Linked DNA regions of Mus musculus: region 2 is linked to region 1. The links are chromatin loops, found by intact Hi-C in ENCODE. Cell type or tissue: left cerebral cortex. All regions are shown on one strand. Links, peaks and the distances in the headings refer to the core of each region. The heading gives the core; the rest is flanking DNA.

What was found. Peaks named below come from ENCODE experiments on the same cell type or tissue, not always from the same donor. Only the 100,000 strongest peaks of a DNase experiment are listed, where the experiment ranks them.
Region 2: it touches region 1 in a loop (2.1-fold over the local background); 7 of 42 quality-filtered maps call a loop at or near these places.

Annotation. Positions count from the first base shown.
Region 1 is chr5:36,482,642-36,485,537 of GRCm38, forward strand. Tada2b (transcriptional adaptor 2B) reads right to left here and starts at 1,644. Exons shown (of 2, transcript NM_001170454.1): 1 at 1,147-1,644. The coding sequence starts at 1,416. Ccdc96 (coiled-coil domain containing 96) reads left to right here and starts at 1,947. Exons shown (of 1, transcript NM_025725.3): 1 at 1,947-2,896. The coding sequence starts at 2,011. In left cerebral cortex, for the core only: a CTCF peak has its summit at 1,703 (motif pointing left); DNase peaks (open chromatin) are centred at 1,187 and 1,816; H3K4me3 peaks cover 2,115 bases; H3K27ac peaks cover 677 bases.
Region 2 is chr5:36,528,237-36,531,132 of GRCm38, forward strand. All of the region lies in intron 3 of Tbc1d14 (TBC1 domain family, member 14), which reads right to left. Among named protein-coding and RNA genes, the nearest start is that of Gm32528, 17 kb to the left of the region's middle. In left cerebral cortex, for the core only: no CTCF peak of the experiment used is centred there; DNase peaks (open chromatin) are centred at 1,458, 1,643 and 2,378; H3K4me3 peaks cover 1,799 bases; H3K27ac peaks cover 2,186 bases.

The DNA.
Region 1 (2,896 bases), core at 153-2,652:
ATCACCAGGTATGCGACAAGCTCCAGAAACAGAGCATATGAATGCCACACTTTCAGCACTGAGGCTCTTCTTCAAGGTCCTTCATGTTGCCTGATCTGTACAAAGCATATGCGCAATACACACCAATAAACACCACTTAGAGACAAAGTAACCCATTGTTTTTAGAGAGCAGGAGCCAGTGTTGCTCACTGGTAAGACATCTGTGGAGTAGACTCCTTCCTAAGTGGGGAAGTGGGTCCAGAAGGTCACTCATTCTACGACGATCTGAAACAGGAGGGCAGTAGGGTTGGAGTAGGGGAAGCTCGGGGAAGCTAGGGTCAGAGGGCCCTAACATACCAGGGAAGAGTCTGGACAGGAGAGGGTCATGCCGAGCTCCCTGCTTCTCTGAAAGCTTGAAGATGTGACATATTCTTGGAGGCAATGGTGACAATGCAGCCAGATCTCATCCCTAACATAGGTGAGGAATAGAAAGGAGAGCTCCTTAGAGACAGCCAGAGAACAACCAGGAGCCCAGCACACTATCTGGCTGGCACACATGAAGGCTCTTACTACCAGTGAGCTACCTCTACAGAAACCTGACAGCTAGAAAGCAGACCCCAGGATCCATGCCTCTTCAGGAACACGCCTTTGTTCATTCTTTACTGTCCACCCATCACACCATGTCCTGGGTGCTGTGGAGACTAAGACTTAAACAAGATACTGCTACTCATTGAGAACCTTAGCACAGGGCACATGCTGACACCCACAGAAAGCACACGAAGCCCTGAATGCAGACTAAGTGCAGGCGGGACGGGCAGCCCCAGGCTTCTGGCCTTCCCCACCACTATGCCCAGGAGAACACAACCGTACTAGGGGAACTCAGCAAAGGACAGTGGGATCTAGCTTGCTGCCATCTGACTCAAGGATAAGCCTGGCAACGCACAGGGCCTACCCTCTACCCGCGTTCAATGCACACCTCTTGAGGACGAGTGTGAAGGGCAGACAGCTCCGTGTCGGGGCAATGGGTCAAGGCCCTGCTCTACCAGCTGTGTGACCGCTGGTGACCAACACGTTCCGGACACAACCATCCGACCACCTGCGGCCCTCCGCAACGTACACCGAGCCAGCCAGCCATGCCCTCCCTTCTAGCCGTAGCCCGCCGCTCACCCAGTTGCCGAAGCCGAACTGCTCGATGGCGTCCAGCAGCAGCTGCTCCTCGCGGCTGGTCCAGCCGCCCTCCGCCTCAGGACCCCAGAGTGTGAATCGTCCGCCGTCTACCAGCTGGTAGCCGTGGTAGCGGCGGTGGTGGCCGATCTCCGCGCCGGCCGAGAAGCACTCGGGGCACAGCTCGATGTCCTGGCACTCTGTGCAGCGGAAGCGCAGCGGGCTCACCTCGGCCAAGCAGTACACGCAGTACTTCTTACCCAGCTCCGCCATCTTCCCCCGCTCGCCCGCCGCCCGGCCCGCAGCCGCCGCGCCCCCGGCCGTCAGCGCCCCGCCGCCTGCCGGGCTCGCTGCGCCCGCCGCGCCCGTGCCGCTGCCGGCCGCTGCCACGGCCGCCCCCGCCCAGGCGCCGCCGGAGCCGGCCAGGCGGGCCGCGTCCCGCCTCAGCACGCAGGCGCCCTCCGGCCCGGCCCGGCCGCCGCCGCCGCAGCCGCTGTCTCCCCGCCGCATCGCGCAGGCGCCCCCCGCGCGCCCTCTCGCGGACAGCCGAGTCTTTGCTCTGCGCCTGCGCGCCGGCGCCTCCCGCGGCCTCATGGACTGGAGGAGCCGCGAGGCCCCGCCCTAAGCCTGTCAGCCGGCGGGGCGCGGACCGGAAGTAGGCCGTGCGGGCCACGCCTCTCGGGAACCAGCGTCCAATTAGCGCCTCCCTTCACCTGTTCGCAGATCTTCATTGGCCTAATATTGCCGGGAGGTGGAGAGAAATGGAAGGCGGGTGACCAATCGCGGGGCCCACCGCGCGCCCTGGTTGCCCCGGGAAACCTAACAGCAGGCATCAGCCGGCCTCAGAGCGGGGCCGGCGGGTCGAAAATGGACAGCCACTACGGGGACATCGAGGGCAAAGACCGAGCCGAGGAAGGCCTGGCCAGGCAGTCGCTCGAGATCAAGGTTAGCTCCGAACCTCTGACTCCGGCCAACCCTGTAGAGCAGGAGCCAGAGCCGAAGCCAGAGCCGGAGCCGACGCAAGGGCGGGAGCCTGAGAGCGAGACCCAGCCGGTGTCGGACAGCTCAAAAGCGAAGGATTCGGAGGGGATCGATTACGCGCATGTTGAGGTCCCGGAAAGTCCGGGGGCCGCTGAGACCGCGGGCGAGGCCGTGTCCCGAGAGCCAGAGAGTCTGCCACAGACCCAGCCCAAGACCAAGCCGGAGTCCAAGGAACCAGAGGACAAAGACGAAGACGAGGATGAGGACGAGGATGAGGACGAGGACGAGGACGAGGATGAGGATGAGGATGAGGATGAGGGAGAGGAACGGGACAGGCCAGAGAAGCCGAAGGGCAAGGGGAAGAGGGAGAAGAGGAAGGAGTCACGGTTCCGGCCATCTCTACCGCTGACCACAATTGTTGAGGAGGGGGCTGCCCCAGGCCCACAAGCTGCGAAAGAGAAAGCAAGGGAGTCACTGAAGAAGAGAGACAGTGAAGAGATCGAGGGGACAGATCGAGAACGACACAAAAGCACAGAAGAGCAACTTCACCCTGGAGAGGCCAAGGAAGAGGAGAAACAAAAAGGGGCGTCCACTGAAGAGTTTGAGTGGACAGCGGACATGCAGAAGCTGCAAGAGCAGCAACTGCGCGGCGAGCTGGTGGAACAGTACCACTCCCTGCTAGTGGAGCGGAACCGTTATCAGCGCTACAACATGTACCTACAGCAGAAGATTCACGAGACCCTACGCAAGAAGGGGCTGGAAGCAGCGGCGG
Region 2 (2,896 bases), core at 316-2,815, 46 kb after region 1:
GAAGCTCATCCGTGAAGAGACCATGAGGATGAGACCCTCACCCACAGCCTTGCAGGGGCCCCTGTACAGGGAAAGTAAGTACAGGCACAAGCTACTGCACAGTGCAGACCATGAGAGATGCAGAGAGGTGAGAAACAACAAGTAAAGGGCCAGAAGGAACAAGAAACAGCATCTCGGTACCTGTGCTGTTTAAGCAGAGATAGATAAGGTTTATGCCAGAGGCAGGGAGAGAGGGAGAGAGAGAGGGAGGGGGAGGGGGAGGGGGAGGGGAGGGGGAGGGGGGGAGAGAGAGAGAGAGACAGAGAGAGACAGACAGACAGACAGACAGACAAACCTTCTGACAAGCAATAACCAAAGTGCACACAGTGCTGGTGGGGATGGCCCTCCCTGGACACTGCTGATCATGGCAGACCTACCCCATGCTGTTTCCTCCATTAGTTTATGCTAGCCCAAGTCTCCCCTTCATGGAATGGCCTACTTCAGACACAGACCCTGGTCAATGGGTTAGCAAGAGCATTTTAAACAGTTGATACTGAGTCAAAATTGTTCTGCCTGGCCACGATGGTCTCAACACACAGCTCCCCACAGCTGGTGGAACAATCCAAAGAAGAGGAGGAGAGTGTAAACATGGTTAAATCTTATCTGCACACTGCCTAAGGCTAGGAACCAGAAAACAAAAGTCAGCAGGCAACGGGATTTGTTTTAAAAAAGAGACAGAACACATACATGTGCATGTCTTGTGTGTGTGAGAGTGCATATGTATACACAAACACACACACACAGCAACAGACAGATTTGTATTAAAAGGGAGAGAAGATTGGATCTGAAGCAATAGAAGAATGTTTCCCAGGAGGAAGAGAAGAGAGATGGCTATCTATCAATACTATCCAGAGAACTAAAGAGATAGGCAAGAATGTCGATAATCTGATCAGACCCCCACTAGCTTCCTCAATTAGTCCACCGAGAAGACAGGACATCAATCAGGCCTGTGCTCACATCTGACTCAGCCATCTACAGCAGCAGGATCTGTCTGCTGATAAAGTCCAGGCTTCAGGACCTATGTCTGGAATAGGCTATCCCATGGGGTACTTGGGCTAGCATAAACTAACTTAAGAGACAGCACAGGGCGAGTCTGCCAACAGCACGGCAGGGAGCACGGAGGAGCTGCAGGATGGGCCATCCCGGAGGACTACCTCCCTGAGTACTGTCTTCCCCTCCATACCGGCTCCTTTGTCTGTTAAGGGGAAGATTAAACAAGAACAAGTAGGCATATGAGACATGTACCCAAAGGAGAGGCCAGAAACGTCAGGCGTATGGCTGTCACTTTTACTATAAAATCACTTCCTGCAACATTTCTCCGAAAAGGGTTGTAAGAAAGACAAAGGAGACTCGCGTGGCATGGCAGGCTGGTTTTACTCCTCGCTGTCTGTAACAAGCAGTGTTTGAGAGAAGACTGCTGTTGTAGGACATGGAGCTGTATTGCCATCTGAAGAGGGAGGGACCCACTCAGGTTTTACAGGTGCTCAGCTTTCCAGAAGACAGTGATGGTGACAGAGCCTTGGCCACCTGGCCAGGGCAAGTAGGTAAAGGCTCTGAACACCGGGAAAGTCCCTCCTCCCAGAAAGCATTCTCTAAGTTCCCGGGAATGCTGGCACCGGGCACAGCCGCTCTCAGGAGACCTTCTCTGGTGGTCAAATTACTTACAAACATCAAGAACACAAAAGTTAACACAGGCACGGGAAACTGAAATGTACCAAAACTGCACTGGGCTCTGAGAAACCCAGCTCCTGTCTGTCCTGAGTCTCCTGTCCTCCAGACTCCTCAATAAGACCATCCTATCTCTAGGTGGCCCCTGGCCTAAACTGACCTGACTCTGGAAAAGGAGCGGTGGCTCTTGGAATAAGAATGGGGTTGAAGAGTGAGGTCTCTGGACAATTTACCCTGAAAGAAAATCCTGCGAGCAGCAGACACAAAGAAGGCAGGCCTTGGGGAGGAGGTGCCTCACTGGTGTCCCCGGCAAGCTCCTGCTAGTGGGTAACACAGATGCATGTGATGTGCGCTCACCTGCACTCGGGCTCACATGCACACAGCCGCACGTACCCCGCACAGGACCAAGCAGGCCTGGAAGGGCAGGCCGAGACACTAGCGGAGGCCAAGCTGGGATGGCAGACCCGCATAAGACTCACCATGAACGCCAGGCCTCAGAGGCGCGTGGCCGGCGGCTCCATGCCCAGTGAGTGGAGGCCAGCCTCGCTCCTGCCTCTGGACCACGGATCTACACGCAGCTCCACACTGGGCGGGTGAGGCGGGCTGGTGGCCGGAACGGCAGGACACTCAATCGCTCACAGATGCAGCGATTCCCGGATCCCTGCTCAGTGTTCCTAGGTTGGGCTGGGCGAGCTGTCAAGGACCTCCTCCACAACAGACGGGGCGGGGCTGGCTGAGTCAAGGCTCAGAGGCCTCCCTGCCAATTGTGTAGCTCCCAGCTCCACAGAGAAACCTTGGGGGTGCTAACTACAGAGAAGGGAGCTAGCAAAAGACAGCATGCTGAAGAGAAAGGCCTAAGTTCTACATTGTAAGATTATAGGAAAAAAAAAAAAGCAAGAAATATGTGTCAGCAAAAGAAACTCCATAAATATACTTAGCACTTCTCAGAAGCTGGCCGGTTATAAGCATAAAGTACATACTGATAGAGCCTCCTTCTGGAAAGTTACCTGGAGGGTCACCTGACACTTTGCAGAGTGACTGGACATTATCTGAACATGCATTCATTAAAACTATTAACTTTAGGTCAGAGGGCTCCAGTGTAAATTACACCTTAGAAAAATTTTCACAAATCTGTATTAAGGGCCAAAATTATTTCTAGTGAGTAGGCTAGTCCAGAGCACTGGAACAA